Linked DNA regions of Homo sapiens: region 1 is linked to region 2. Evidence: chromatin loops called from intact Hi-C (ENCODE). Cell type or tissue: heart left ventricle. All regions are shown on one strand.

What was found. Hi-C counts contacts between places; a loop is a spot of excess contacts. Peaks named below come from ENCODE experiments on the same cell type or tissue, not always from the same donor. Only the 100,000 strongest peaks of a DNase experiment are listed, where the experiment ranks them.
Region 1: a loop joins it to region 2, with 2.8 times the contacts of the local background. A loop is called at or near these places in 22 of 110 quality-filtered maps.

Annotation. Positions count from the first base shown.
Region 1 is chr4:26,991,815-26,999,814 of GRCh38, forward strand. It overlaps STIM2 (stromal interaction molecule 2), which reads left to right. Exons shown (of 12, transcript NM_020860.4): 4 at 3,565-3,676; 5 at 7,418-7,533. Among named protein-coding and RNA genes, the nearest start is that of STIM2, 130 kb to the left of the region's middle. In heart left ventricle, no CTCF peak of the experiment used is centred here; no DNase peak of the experiment used is centred here; H3K27ac peaks cover 2,088 bases.
Region 2 is chr4:26,783,467-26,791,466 of GRCh38, forward strand. It overlaps a transcript of TBC1D19 not described here. Among named protein-coding and RNA genes, the nearest start is that of STIM2-AS1, 73 kb to the right of the region's middle. RefSeq lists an enhancer at 4,381-4,500. In heart left ventricle, a CTCF peak has its summit at 4,805; DNase peaks (open chromatin) are centred at 4,445 and 4,715; H3K27ac peaks cover 1,201 bases.

The DNA of each region.
Region 1 (8,000 bases), 210 kb after region 2:
TCATTAGTCTTAGAATAAATTGCCAAAAATCCCTTTGAGACACTGACCTGTAGCACTGGCCACAACTTCAAGCAGAAACAATATAAGTTAACATTTTAGAAGCTGGCATTTCTGTAGCTCTGCAGATTGGGAAAGATACCTTTAAAAGGAATGGTGTATCTCTCTCTGCTTGCCCTCTGATGGAAGTGTTGTTTAGCAACAGCATCTATAAAAGATCAGTGAGAGGCAGGTAATAAGGAACCAGATAATTCTTAAATGAGTAATTCTTTTACCATCAAGAATTTCTTATGTAATGAAAAATCGCTTGTACCCCAAAAGCTATTGAAATTTAGAAAATGTTAAAAAAGAATTTCTTATACATACAAATCCTTGTCTCACCATTAAAATGTAAAATTAGATTTTCATAAGACTTATTAATTAAACATGTTCTACGTCATTCAACAGCATCCAACAAATAATTTGTTGAGTGCCTTTATACCAAGTGCTAGGGTTAGAGTGATGAGCAGAAGACTTATACTTTACTGAAATAAACAGTTGTTGAAGTAACAATCATACAGATAAGTAGTTATAGTTATTTAAATGCTATGCATAAAAGCTACTAAGGGATTAATAATCAGGGGCTGGGTGTGGTGTCTCATACCTGTAATCTCAGCACTTTGAGAGGCAGAGGAGTTCAAGAGATCAGCCTATGCAACATAGCAAGACCCTATCTCTACAAAAAAAGGAAAAAAAAGGTTATATAGTAATGTTCAGAAAGGTTCACTTGAAGAATTAAAGTTTTAGCTGAGATATGAAGGTTTAATGAAACAAAAAGGTGGAGGGATAGCAAAAAGGAGCTTATACTCAGCAAACAGCACGTACAGAGGCCCTGAAGAAGGACATAGTATGATCTGTCCTAAGAAATGAAAGACAACTAGAGTATTTGGAACAGAGAATGCTAATAAAAAATGCAAGTCCTGGTCATGAGAAGAGAAGTGAAGGTGTTTACTAAGTATCACCAAGGAAACCACAGCAAAAGGAGAAGTGAATCTCCCCCCAAAATAAATGGTTCTGTTAGATCTGTTGTTTTAAAGATTCGTTGTCAAGACCACTACAATTTTCAATTTGCTAAGCAGAGTATTACTAAGATTTGGGCAGTTTTAATATGTTCTTTTTCATTTGATTTTTCTTCCTTTCTGTACTGACTTACTGGAAATTGTGGGATGACTTTGATGTGCTGAAGTGTTTAGATCAGGAATTTTCACTGTTGAACAGTCATAGAGAGAATCTTATCTTGTTTTCTTGGCTGGGGATTTTGTGTGGGCGTGTGAGGTACAGCTGCACCATGAGTTTTTTGGCAGTGAGGACAGGGCAATTCTCAATGCAGTTCATCTTGAATAGGAAGAAACTTAAGAGTAAAAAGTCTACTTTGAATGCACTAAATTCAGTGGAAAACACCCAGGGCCTGAACCTTCAGCTGACATCCTGTTACTTGGTTAAATGGATACAGCAGCCTCAGGCCCATGTCCAGGTTTTATGGTAGGAACACATGAAGGGGAGAACAGTCAAGGCTTTGTTTCAATATAAAACTATCAGTTACCACATCTAGTTTTAAATGTTTTTGGTTTTTGTTTGTGGTTTATTTAAGCTTTTTCTCTAAAGAACACTTAATAAAAAAGGCAGATTGATGGAAACCTAGCTTTGCTTGCAAGTATGAATTCATATTTTTATGTAGCTTATCAGAAAGATTTTTTTCAGATTTATTTATATACAGATGGATTCCCAGATCTGCTTTTATTGCTCACGTTTTCTTCACTCTCCCTTGATCTCTTCTGTAGTCTATAAGCATTAACCCTCAAATTAAATGCAGACAGTATAGAACTATTCATTTGTAAGCACACTTACATCCTTCCCTTTGCATAAACTCATCATTACTCTTCATAAGCAGAAACCTCTGAACTGCGTCCAGCGCTTAACTGCTTGTTTATATCTTTACTGTTATTTAGTATTACTACTTTCAGAGTAGTATAAAGTTTTGTTCTGTGAACAGTTTGCCTGAGTTCAAATCCAGTCCTGCTGCTTACTTTGTTGGTTCCATTAGCTTTTTAGTTTTTAACTTCCAAAATAAAGATAATTATGTTAGAACCTCGTAAGTTTTTTTTAAGACTTAAGAAAATGCATACAAAGGACTTAATTTAAAATAAATATCCAGGAGAAGAGATGCTAGTTATTTTATTCTTGATTTAGGTCCAGTCTTCTAGAATCTATTAATAGCTGTCTTTTCTGGTTGATGTCATTTAGTCTAAAGATCATCTGTATGTTGGTGACTTCCCACCAATACCTCTGTTCCTAACCTCACTTTTTCCTAAGCTCCAGACTTGCAGATCTGACTGCTGCTCTATTATCTACACTTAAATGTCAAATGCATACTTCAAACATAACGTGTCTTAAAACAACTTTTGATCTCTGTCACCGGCCCCTGCTCGTTTCCCCAATCTTTTCCTCCCCATTCTTTTCTATCTCAGTTAATGGTAGCACCCTCTGTACTTTTGGCTTTTGTTTAGCTACCAGCCCCTGTCCATTTCATCAGCGCATCTTAATAGCATTATCCCCAGAATATATCCTGAATCTGACTCCTTGTTGTCATCTTATCTACTACTATCATAGTCTAAGATGATGACCCTTTCCTGTCTAGGCAATTATATAAGGAATGGTCTTCTTATTTCTCCGTATTTCATGATAAGACTGGACCATTTTTAGTCTTATCATGAACAATCTATTCTCCACATTGAAGAACAACATTCTAAAAAAAGATTATTCCCCTTCTTTTTATTGAAATTAGAAAACTGTCCAGAGTTCTTGAAAGCCTTTCATGACCTAGCTCCTCTCTGACTTTCTGCCAGTCTCTCAAACACTGCTAGTTCATTCCATCTGAAGGCTTTTTTTTACAGCCTTTTCCTCTCTTTGGGATATTTTTCACCCATGTCTTCACAATGGGACTCCTTGCAATTTTTAGGTCTCAGATGTCAGCTCCTTAGAGAGGCTTACCCTGACATCTTTCCTGCTTTTCTTAAGTTAATCACTATCTGAAATTTCCCTTCCTCTTCTTCCTTCTTTCATAAAGTGCCCCTCCCCAAACCCAAAGGAATTTAAGTTCCATACAAGGACTTTATCCGTTTTATTCACTGCCATATGCCCAGTGCTTAGAATGAAATCTGGTATTCAGAATGTTTTCGGTATTACAATACTATATGGGTGGATGGCTAGATGAAAGAATGAACAAGTATGTATCTGGTAATTTTCTACAACCAGAAAAATGATAGATTATTTCATTCTTACAAACTTGTATAGGTGTTTATTTTCGAATTAATCATGCTAATCTTTGTCCTAATTGCTTTTACTATCACTTCTGTTTTTGATTGTAAGGCTTTCTTCTTCTCATAGAGTGCTAGATACAGTTTTGGTACTTAATGTTGATTAAATTGAAAATGCAATCTAATATCTTTATATTCTCTGAAATTATAGAATATGTATTTCTGAAAGCAGGTGTGTTTAAAATATGCATTCCCCTTTTATCTCCTGCAGTTCATAATTGGACCCTTGAAGACACTCTTCAGTGGTTGATAGAGTTTGTTGAACTACCCCAATATGAGAAGAATTTTAGAGACAACAATGTCAAAGGAACGACACTTCCCAGGTGAGTCTTTGTTATGCAAATGTATTTTCCACTCAGGGAGAATTATATGCTAGATGTCATTTCCCCATACTGAATCTACAAGTTACTTCCGTGGCTGAGGGCACAAAGGAAATATAAATATATCCATTCTTTAATCTTTCTAAATTATGCATTTTCAAGTTTTAATCAATTTTTCTTGTCTAAATAATCAGGCTCTTGGAAAAATTATTTCCAAGGAACATGATTTTGAGTTTCAGAAGATGGGTCAACTATATCATTTGTAAATAACATCAAGGGTCAACTTTTGGCCAATCTAAGAAAAACTTTTTTATTTGATACTGATTCATTTTTATGAACACATCTACTTGAATGAATTAATGTGCGTCTCTTTCTTGTGACATTTTAAATGACAATAACCATCGAATTATGGCGTCTATACGTTATACCTGAATTTTAAAAATGAAATTAATAAAAAATAGCAACCATTTTAAAATGTATGCTACATAGAAGTACTTTATATTATCTCATTTAACCCTCATGATTAAAATGAGGTATATATTGTCCTTCCCATTTTACAGGTTAAAAAAACCAAGTCAGAGACAAGTTAAACATTTTGCCCAAGGCAGCATTTAAACCCAGATAGATTTGATAGCAAAGTCCAGGTTGCCAGTTTATCCCTTAGGTGTCTGAATCCAGTTGTTCTCTAAATTTTATTTTCTAAATTATATCTAAATTGTATCATTTGCAAGTACCAAATGATATAATTTAGAAATTATAATTTTTAATTAATTTAATTAACTTAATAATCTTGAAGGATTTAAATGTCAAAATTTGCAATGATTCTACCAGAATTTTTTACCCTTACAAGATTGCTTCTTAAGTTTTATTTTTCCCTGGATGATTTCCTACATCCAAAAAGACTCTAATCAGTTATTACAATCTAATCATTATATGTAATGAAATATATACATTGTGTCCCTAGTCAACTTCCTTACATGCCCTATTTAGATAAGTATCCTTTGTTGCTTTGAGGTTTGTATTTTGATCAAGTTGAAAGTTTTCAAATCTGTTTTAAATGTATTCTGAACATCAACATTAGTATTTCTGATTTTATTATACACATGACTAGAATGATGAAATTATAGGGATAAGAGTCAATTTGATAAGTACTTACTGAATATCTTTTATGTTCATGGTACAACTAGATGCTTGAAAGAAGACAAAAATCAAATAAAATATAGTTATTTTAATTAAAACAAGTTCTTAAATTAAAACAGAGTCAAACATTAAAATGAGATTAGAATTTATTTATTTATATATGTTGCCCTGGGTATGAGGAACAATAGGAATTTTCTTGTTGCCTTTTGAGAAACTTGTTTGTTTAACAACAACATGAAATAAAATAGGCTAATCTGAGTTTTGACAGTCAGTGTTATAGCTACTCATTTCCTTTGGTTAAGTAAAGATGATCAGAGATGCTTCCAATTCTGGTAAAATTGTGACATCACACACTTGTCAAGATCAACTCCTTAAATAGTGAACATGTTACTATAGAAAAACATTATAACTTCAGTTTTCAGGTCAGCCCATTGGAACCTTTTTTAGTGGAGGAGAAAGGAGAACAGTAAACTCTTCCTTAAGCCCCTATTATATAGTAATGGAAATTAGATGAGTCAACTTAAAGGGGCAATATCAATTAATTTCAATTATTATGTAAGTTCCAGAGCTCTTTGTATGGTATCTGTAGACATAAGAACTAGTTACAAGAATGTATAAGAAAATGTATTACATATTCTATAGATAGTTGGCCTACAACAGTCCATTATGATGTTTCTTTTCTGTGACATTAAAACCCTTTACATTTGCTAAAGGTAGCCAAAACTATGTTTTATGTTGGCTGTAGTGGTTATCTTAAACCTTTCGCTGTGTTTTCTATACTCTGTAATTCTTACTGCCAAACATTATACTAAGGCTGTCTTCACCTGACACATACCACCTCATTTCTTTCAGGCCTATGTGGCCTTCCCTGACACCCTCACCCACTCAGGTGGAATCATTTTTACCTCTGGACTCATATTGAATCTCGCATAAAATTTTGTTATGTATTTTCTTTTTTACTACATCTCATTGTCTTTCTTAGTCTATTGATAGTTTGCTATTAATTCATGCATCCATACCTACATACATTCATTCAGCTATTATACAAACATTTATCAAGCTTCTACTTTTGGCAAGTACTACATTAGGCTTTGGGGATACAGAGATACGACATAGTCTTTGCCTTCATGCAATTTGATAAGTGTCATGTTAAAGGTGTAAGGGAAGCATTATACGAAAGTACCTGTGGAGAAGATAAAGGAAGGCATTTCAGAGAGGGAATGTTACAGTTCTTTGCTCTTTAAGGTTTTATAGAAGCCTCATAGGAGTTCCTGTAATTTTTCCATACTTAGAGAGTACTGATATCTTTCTATACAAAATGTAGTGTTTCAAAGTAGTCTTTGGAATCGTACATATTTGGGTTTGAATCCTTGCCTTACCTATTACTAATTATGTAACCTTAGGCAAGTTACTCAACCTCTCACAAGTATCTTCACCTATAAAATGGAAATACTATTATAAGGTTTTCTTGAGTATTAAGCCATTGGTACAGGACCCAGCATATATTATATGCCTGTGTTTATTGTCATTGTTATTATTATTAGACTTTGTGTAATGAAATCTTTACTAGCATCATACTTGGTTGTTAAGAAATCTTAGTTGAGTACTGGGTTGCTTGTATTTACAGTCCATAATAAAGTGATTTTATTTCCTTATTTTACCTGTGCCTCCTACGTGCTTTCTTCATAGCTAATAAAATGGTTTAGTACTTATTATTATATAAATTCCTCTACCTACCTACCTCAATCCATGAAGGCTTTTTATTTCCCACTTGTGACTTCAATGTACTTTGTTCAATTTTTAAACAGTTAAACATTAGAATGTTAAAAGTATAGATTTTTTGATACTTTTAAAGAAAATCAATATGATCTAAATTGAAAACTTAATTGTTTTTTAAAGTCTGCTATAGATGTTAAATTAAGTTACTTATGGTTTTATTATCCTTTGTGAAAGGATAATAAGTGACAGAAGTAATTAATGACTATAAAATATTTTCAACTTTAGGCTGGGAGCGGTGGTTCATGCCTGTAATCTCAGCACTTTGGGAGGCTGAGGCGGGCGGATCACGAGGTCAGGAGATCGAGACCATCCTGGCCAACATGGTGAAACCCCATCTCTACTAAAAATACAAAAAATTACCCAGGCGTGGTGGCACGTGCCTGTAGTCCCAGCTACTTGGGAGGCTGAGGCAGGAGAATTGCTTGAACCCGGGAGGCGGAGGTTGCAGAGAGCCGAGATCGAACCACTGCACTCCAGCCTGGGTGACAGAATGAGACTCTGTCTCAAAAAAAAAAATTTTTTTTTCAACTTTATAAATTTCTAAATCATAGTAAGTCATAACAGAAAGTAACCTTAGAAAACCAAAACTTTTTCAATGTAGCTACTAAATTATTAACATACAGGAGTCTTTCTACAGCTAAGTTTGCACTGAAGAGGTTTTTGAAACATGTAACAAATTATTAAATCACACATGGATGAGCTCCAACAGTGATCATCAATAATATGTAAAGTGTTAAATGTGTTGCTCAAATATTTAAATTTGTATACTAGAAATATTTTCATTTAATATATATATATATGTGTGTGTGTTTTTCAAATAAACAGGATAGCAGTGCACGAACCTTCATTTATGATCTCCCAGTTGAAAATCAGTGACCGGAGTCACAGACAAAAACTTCAGCTCAAGGCATTGGATGTGGTTTTGTTTGGACCTCTAACACGTTAGTATTCTCTCTCACTCAGAGGATGATGTAAAAGAATATCCTGATCATCTCTGTGTTATTTAAGGAAAGAGAAAAATAAGATAGTAGGCCTCTAAGAAGAATCATCTATTACCTGTGAAAGAAGTGTAATACTACCTTAAAAGATTTATAAGATAGGATTTTCTGTCATTGAAACATGAGTGTGAAATTTTCAAAGCTGGTTACTAATGTAAGAAGTTATATAAAAAACTATATTTAGCTGTTAATTTAGAATTTTTAGATTTAAAACTTTGGATCTTTGGAGGAGTTTTAATGTTGATGTTACTATAATTGGATATTCACTGAGGAATCTCTTAAAAAATAATATAGTCTAACCATCTTGATGGCATGAAGCAATAGAGCCTAACAGTTTTCACTAAACACCAAGAAAATGGATTTTTAGGTATAGATGGAAAGCAAAGACTCACTTGAAGCTTTATAAATTA
Region 2 (8,000 bases):
TGAAGGTCTCCTGAAAAACGTTTTGAGTGTTCAAACATTTTGAACAGAATAATCAGAACAATTTGGAATGTCTTATTCCAAGATAAAAAGCACATTTTTTAAAAAAAAGATATTTGGTAGAAATATTAGCCAATCCTATTTATCCACTTTTATGCAAAAGAACTTGTCATCTCTGAGAAATAAAGGGGGTATGCTTTTTGAACTGAAGTGTAAAGATTGGCAATACAGTGTCAAAATAATAGCTAGATGGGGGAGATATAAGACAGGAGGATGCGGGTGGGGATGAATCAGTTGAGAAGAAATGCTCTTCATGGTTTTGCATTTGGAGAAACATGTGCTGCTCATAATTCCCCTACAATGCCTGGCAACCATGCATCTTAGGCCACCATGCATCTTAGGCCACCATGCATCTTAGGCCACCAAATTATGAGGAGCATCCAAGTATGTTCTCTAAATTCAAAACATTGGGAATGGTCCAGAGGTGCCTCTGGTGGTTGCCATCTCCAGAACTCCCCCTTCAAGTTTCTTTGTTGGTCACCAGGGAACCAGGTCAGAGTTGAACTTATCCTCCATCCTCCTGGAAGCCCTGTGTACTAATCTTGTTGAGATTTTTGGCCACTCAATGGCTTTGGCTTCAAATTGCCTTTCCAGTTTTTCACCCTCAATAAAAACTTCTTCATCCTTCCCAGGCATACAAAACAACCTGAATGAACTTGTTCACACTAAGGTAGGGGTAGAGAAACTGTGCAGGCTAAGACAAAGGCTATGGTGACTGACAGCATTAGAGCAAGGGTTACCCAGAATCCCAGGAGATACCCCTGGGCTTCTTCCAATTGAGTCTCCTAGTAAAGAATCTTGGAGACTGGGTCTTTACTACCATCTCTTTGTTCCATAAGTCCAGTATTGAGAAGGCAGTGAGAGATTAAAAATTATTGTGTCAGCCTCTTATCTCTCAGGCCAATAGCCATCTTGTGACTACCCAAGGCACTTGGCAGGAGCCCTGGAGCCCAACCTCAGATCTTAGGCTATGGCTAGCCTCATCCTCACCTTGCTTCTTCAGGCTACCAGTGTATGCTGGGCTGGTGAAACACTGGGCAATCCACCCAATTGCCCATCAGAAACCTTTGTTATGGACATTCCCAAATCTTCTCACAGTTTCTTCTCACTGTTGACATACCAAAGAGACATTTCCAAGACTGTCTACTTCTGCTTTCCTCCGCCTACAAAGCTCCTAAGGCCTCCAGTGACAACATGCTTGAGTATCCTTATATCTCTTGGAGAGCAGGTTCATGTTCTGATACTAAGCACTTTCTGAATTTATGAGAAGAAAAGTAGTTCTCTGCCTTGGGGAGCATTGGCTAATAATTTTTAGATAATTAAAAACTGCCATGATATACATTCATACTAAATCCCAGCTTATGTTACTCTCCAGTATCAAAGGGTGAATGTTGACCATGAAAATAATGGTAACAATAACCACAATTTATTATTGCTTATTATTGGTGCCACACGCCATGCTAAGCATTGGGCCTAGGTCCTCCCTAGTTCTCCCAATATCCACCAAAAGAAACTGCTTCACATGAGTTAAAACTGAGGCTCAGAGTGGTGCAGGGACTGGCCCAAAATCACATAGCCATTTGAAATGTTAGAAGCCATTTCAGATCTAGGTCTTTTTATCTCCCTACCCACTCTAGCTATTATTTTGACATGGCATTGGTAGTTTTTACAATCCAATTCAAAAGTGTCTCTAGGATGACAAATTCAATAAAGGGAAAAAGTAGGGATAGCCTAACATTTCTCCCAAATAGTTGCTTCTTTTTCTTTTTAAAATTAAACTTTTAAAAAATTAAATAAAAGTAAGATAGACCTTGCTGAAATATGCAAAGGACTTCAGAGAACAAAATGGCACCCAAGAACTGTAAGAGCACAGCGTTGTTTTGGCAGGATGAAGTCCAACAATGTACATAGAAAAGATAACCATGTCAATAGTTAGCAGTGACACAAGTTAACTATTACTACAATGACAATGATGACGATGATGATGACATAGTTATTCCTCTCAAGAAGTTCTCTGTCTAGTGGAGGAAGTATTCAGGTAAACAAAAGATCATAGTACAGTGTGGCAAAAATAATGCACAAAGTGTGAGCAGGACTAGAAAAAGAACTCAATCTGGATGGGCAGGTGTTTGGGTGGGGACCACGGCATTGCATGCACACACAGACGTACACTGTGTGTGTGTGTGTAGAGATGACTGTAAATACAACTGCTTGTCTGTTCATATATGTGAACAGGAACAGATTCAGTTTCAGACAACTGCTGCTTTTATCATTCCTTTTCTTTGTGCCACATAGCACTGGGGTCTTTAGGAACTTTTTAGAAATACCACTTTGGCTGCTATTGAAGAGTATTTTGGATTTGTATTCCACTCACCAGAGGCTTCCATTGTAATACACAGGGGTAGGCAGGCAGAATGGAAAGAAAAAGAATAATGGTTTCTTAGGAAACTGAACACTACATTTCCTGTGATTACAATCTCAAGGCTAAAGCTCCATGCTCATTACAGGATTTTCTTGACAGCAGTGTGTCCCTGTCAAAAGGTTTTGAAAGAGTTTGAAATTAGGGTTTCTTTGGGTTCCAGGAGGCACTGGCTCAGGACTTTGGCAAAAGACCCTTCATCTGCTGACATTTCTTGAATGGCCTCGTTTAAGCCTAGCCACCTTGCCTCTTGCTCCTGGGACGTGGCTGCCCATAAAAGCAGGGTGAGTGCTCAGTCATTAGCCAGTTGTCAGTGAGTATTCAATGTCGCCAAAGTGCTGGGCTAGGCTTTGTGAGGGACACCAGATCCCAGTTCTTAGAGCTTCCAGTCTAGTTAAAGAAGTAGTACCAGCCGGGCACGGTGGCTCACACCTGTAATCCCGGCCCTTTGGAAGGCCGAGGCAGGTGGATCACGAGGTCAGGAGATCGAGACCATCCTGGCCAACACGGTGAAACCCCATCTCTACTAAAAATACAAAAAATTAGCCAGGCATGGTGGCCAGTGCCTGTAGTCCCAGCTACTCGAGAGGCTGAGGCAGTGCCTAAACTAGAAAAGGAGAAGTATTTCACTGGGCCAACATCGGGGGGTGGTGCTGCAAACACAGTGTCACAGGACTTTGAAGGTGGGAGAGAGCTGTCTTGCTGCATGTAGGTTTTTGGGGATGGGCAAGTAAATGGATAGATAGCCAGTTGAAAGGATGGTAGCATGAACAGGTGGGTGGATAGGTGGGTGGGTGGGTGGGTGGATGCCTGGATGGATGGATGGATGGATGGATGGATGGATGGATGGATGGGTGGGTGGAAGGATGGAAGGATGGCAGCCAGATGGGGCCGAATGGCCGGTTGATGAATGGGTGGGTGGGTGCATGAGTGCAGCAGCATTACACAGTATCTTTGAAGTCAATTAGACAAGAGTTGCTCTTCTGCCATTTACTAGCTACATGACCTCAGGAGATTTAATTAACCCTTTCAAACACAATCGCCTCACTTATAAAATAGGAGTGATAATACTTGCCTTGCAAGCTTGTTGAGAAAATTGAATGTGACAAGGCTTGTGAAGCACCTGGCATGTGGTAGACACATAATAAAGAGGAACTAGTTTTTTTTTTTTTTTTTTTGAGATGGAATCTTACTCTGTAGCCCAAGCTGGTGTGCAGTGGTGCAATCTTGGCTCACTGCAACCCCTGCATACTGAGCTCAAGCATTCTCATGCCTCAGCTTCCCAAGTAGCTGGGACTACAGGCACGTGCCTCCAAATCTGGCTAATTTTTTGTATTTTAATAGAGACGGGGTTTCACCATGTTGCCCAGGGTGGTCTCAAACTCCTGAGCTCGGGCAATCCACCCACCTCAGCCTCCCAAAATGCTGGGATTACAGGCGTGAGCCACAGCGCCTGTCTAAAACTAGGTTTATTAATATGAATAATGATCTAGAAAAGTTTCCAGGTGGACATGGGATTACAGCCAGGCCTGAAGAAAGGACCGGATGGAGATGGATGGAAAAGAGGAAAAGGGCGGTCTCTGACGAAAGGGCAGCACTATGAGAGTGTGTGCCTGGAAAAGCTAGAGTTGCATCTGGTGTCACTGAGGGGGCTCCCAGAGCCACAAGTTTGTGGGGCTGGAAAGGCAGATTGAAGCCTGAGTGTAGAGGACTTGACATGCTTTTCATGTCAAGTCACGAGATTTGGCTTTTCCCTGGAGATTCATGGAGGTTACTGAAGGTTCAGAAGGAAGTAGGAACGTTCCCTCTGGACCCCCTTTCCTCTAAGCCTGACCTTGACAACATCCGGACTTCCTTTGAACTTGGAAGCTCCTGGCTTCTTACAGTATTTATAGTTCCCCTTACCTTTTACAAGAAGCTGTGGACTTCCTGTGCCCAGGACAGCTGCAGGACTCTGGCAGCCAGCACTCTCCTCCCTCCCCAGGGAGCAGCTGAAAGACTGCTGCCTACAGAAACTCTCGGCTGACAGTTAAGAAGCAAGTGATTTTTAAAGATTAGATGATACAAAGGGAAGCAAGTCCCCTTAAACCTCCTTTGTCAAATAAATGCTACCTGTGAATCAGAGGAGCGATCTGCTGTGACTCACCCTTTCACAAGCCTCTGCAGAGAAGGCCGGCTGCCAGCTGATTTTCACGGCATGGTTCCAGGTGACTATGGGATCCCAGGGGCCCTGGGTTCAGGGGAGGGGCTGTGCTTTACCACCAAGCAAACCACACAGGGGGGCTGACACAGGAACCAAGAGGGTGCCTGGAAGGTTTCCTTCCATAGGAGGCAGCAGAGTCAAGGGGAGCGGTTCTGTTTTGCTTTTGGAAAGCAAGAGCATTAGAGCTGAAAAGTGCCTAGAATCCACCTCTTCTTAATGGGAGGTTCCCGGATACTCATCAGGAAGTTTGTAAACTGCAAAATTAGGTGGGTATGTGCATTTTGTGCAAAGAGGGCACATAGTTTTAATCAGATACTCTTGGTTCTAAGATCCTCTCTCTATGTTGTGACACCTAAACTCCTCATTTTGCCCACAGAGCATGATTCAGTGATTTGTTCAAAGCCACACCACCAGTGGATAACAGAGAAGAGAGAGAAAGCAAAGTCATTAGGCCTCTTTCTGCTGCCCTGGCCCCATGAGAGAACCTACAATAAGCAATCTGCTGTGACATTCTGAACATAGCCCCCTAGACAGAAATTAAATGTGTCAAGAAGGACCACTTTGAAAACCTTTGTGCCACCAGCCCCTTCCCTCCTTCCAATTAGCCTACTCCCACCCCATGACCCTACCTACCTATCAAGTCGGCTTCCTGTTAAGAGGACAACATGCTCTAGAGACAAGTATTTGCAGTTGGAGGATCCCTGAAGCTGCCTCTCAAATTCTCAAGCACTTAGGGTGGGAGTCGCTGAGCTACTGGCCTTCTTGGCTGAACATTTCAGGGGAAACAGCAGATTGAGAGTAAGCAAGTAAATGGGAGCACCCTGGAGTTGCTGGAAGTCATTGTTACCTTTTTTTCCCTTTTTTCATTTATGTGGATGGGTAGTTGTCACCTCAAATTGACCTTAGTGTATCTTCAACATAGTTGTAATGTAAGGAACCCACAGTTTGAAGACTAATAACTTGGGTTTGAATCTTAGCTCCATCATTTATTGCTAATTTAACTTTGAGCAAGTTTCTTAAACTTCTATACCTTGGTGTTCCCATGTGTAATTGAGTACTTGGCCTTTGGCAGAGATTGGTAAGTGCCAATTAAAACCAATTCCTGGCCAGGCAGCCAGACTGCTCTTTCTAGCCCAGCCTCCCTTGCAGTTAGACTTGCTGTGTGATTAAATTATCTAGCCAATAGAATGTGGGCAGAGGATGATGTGTCACTTCCAGATCTGGCCCATAAAAATTTTCTGGGTTGGGCAAAGGACATGAACAGACATTTTTCAAAAGAAGACAAAACAAATGGCCAAGAAGCATTTGAAAATGTTCATCACTAATCATAAGGGAAAGGCAAATGAAAACCACAGTGAGATATCATCTTACACCAGTCAGAATGGCTATTATTAAAAAGTCAAATATAGCAAATGTTGGTGAGGATGCAGAGAAATGGAAATGCTTAAACACTGTTGATGAGAATGTAAATTAATATAACCTCATGGAAAACAGTATGGAGACGTCTCAAGGAATGAAAAATAGATCTACCATTTGATCCAGTAATCTCACTACTGGGTATCTACCCAAGGCAAAAGAAATCATTTTACCAAAAAAATTTGTTTATCACAGAACTATGCACCATAGGAAAGTCATGAGTCAAAGTGTTCATCAATGGATGGCTGGACAAAGAAAATGTGGAGTATACATACCATGGAATACTATGCAGCCATAAAAAATAATGAAACCATGTCTTTTGCAAAAACATGGGTGGAATTAGAGGCCATTGTCTTAAGTGAAATAACCCAGAATCAAAAATTTAAATATTGCATGTTCTCATTTAAAAGAGGGAGCTGAATAATGTACAGACATACAGCGTGAAATAGTAGACACTGGAGACTTGGAAGGGTGAGAGGGTGGAAGGAGGGTGAGGAATGAGAAATTTCTTAATGAGTACAATGTAAACTATTCAGGTGATGGCTACACTAAACACCCAGACTCCACTAGGCAATATATCCATGTAACAAAACTGCACCTGTACCTTCTAAATTTATAATAAACAAAACTTTCTGGGTGGTCCTCCGTACTCTCTCTTATTCTATCTGCTGGCTGAGGTTACTTCAGAGGACTCTGAGGCCCTGCGGGATGATGGTGCCATCAGATAAGAGGAGCCTTGGCCTCTCAATCACCATGTGGAAGGCTGCCTTCCAAACACCTCCACTGAACTGTTACTTGAGTAAAAATAAATTTTATTGTGTTAAGATACTGAGAAGTTAGGGTGAGTTTTTTACAGCAGTCAACCTGCCTCATAGGTTGTTATAAGAATTAAATGAAGTCACATATGTGACTGGAACTAGAATAGTGTCTGGAACATACCTGATGAGCTATAACCATGATTGATATTACCGTGATGGATGGATGGATGCATAAATAGATAGATATTGAGAGAAAGAGAGACAAAATTATGTTTAGGGGTTGCAAAGGCAGTTGGCCACAGAGTTTTATTTCTTAGATTATCACCAAGATAATATTAAATTTTACTGTACAGCTGTAAAGTTTGCATTCTGGAGGCAAGAGATGGCATTACAGAAAAATATGTTGAGCCATTTATTAGTACTTTCCTATGTTTCTTGAAGAAAAACAAAAATCTGTCACTTTCCTCAAAGAGATATAGTCTGAATGAGACAGACAACTTAAACATTTTTTTCAGCCAAATGGAGTTTTATGCAAAAATATTTTCACTTTTCTATTCAAATAATTATTAAAATAATTTGCTTATATGGGAAATGATAAGGTGATACTGACATTTATTTATGGTAACTGAGTCTGCCTGTGGGGTAGAGCCTGTTCCAAATGTCGGGTGTCCCTTAAACTCCAAGGTCATCTTTAGCTCTTTTCTTGACAACTACAGTGACCTCCTACTGGTCAACCTGCTCCTAGTTTTCTCTGCATCCTCTCTGTGCACTCCCAAATCCATTCTCCACACTATCCCCAGAACAACTGCTCTAAAACTCTTTGTCACCAGTCTCTTCCCTGCTCCAAACCCTGCATGGCCCTTGGCTGCTTCCCACAGAGAATCTCAGACTTTTCTAGAGAAGAGCCACCATGGTGGAGGAGAATAAACAGCACCATTCATCCTGCAGTCATTGATTCGATTCATTCAAACATTTTTTGAGCACTTGCTATGAGCCAGGGGATACAATGGTGAACAAAATAGACAAAAAGGTCCCTCACAGAGCTGACCTGTGAATGAGCAAGGAGAGTCCAGCTCAGTGAGGCCTTGAGGACCAGCTGGCTTTTCCCTGAAGTGGAAGCCACTAAAGGGTTCCGAGCAGAGGCATG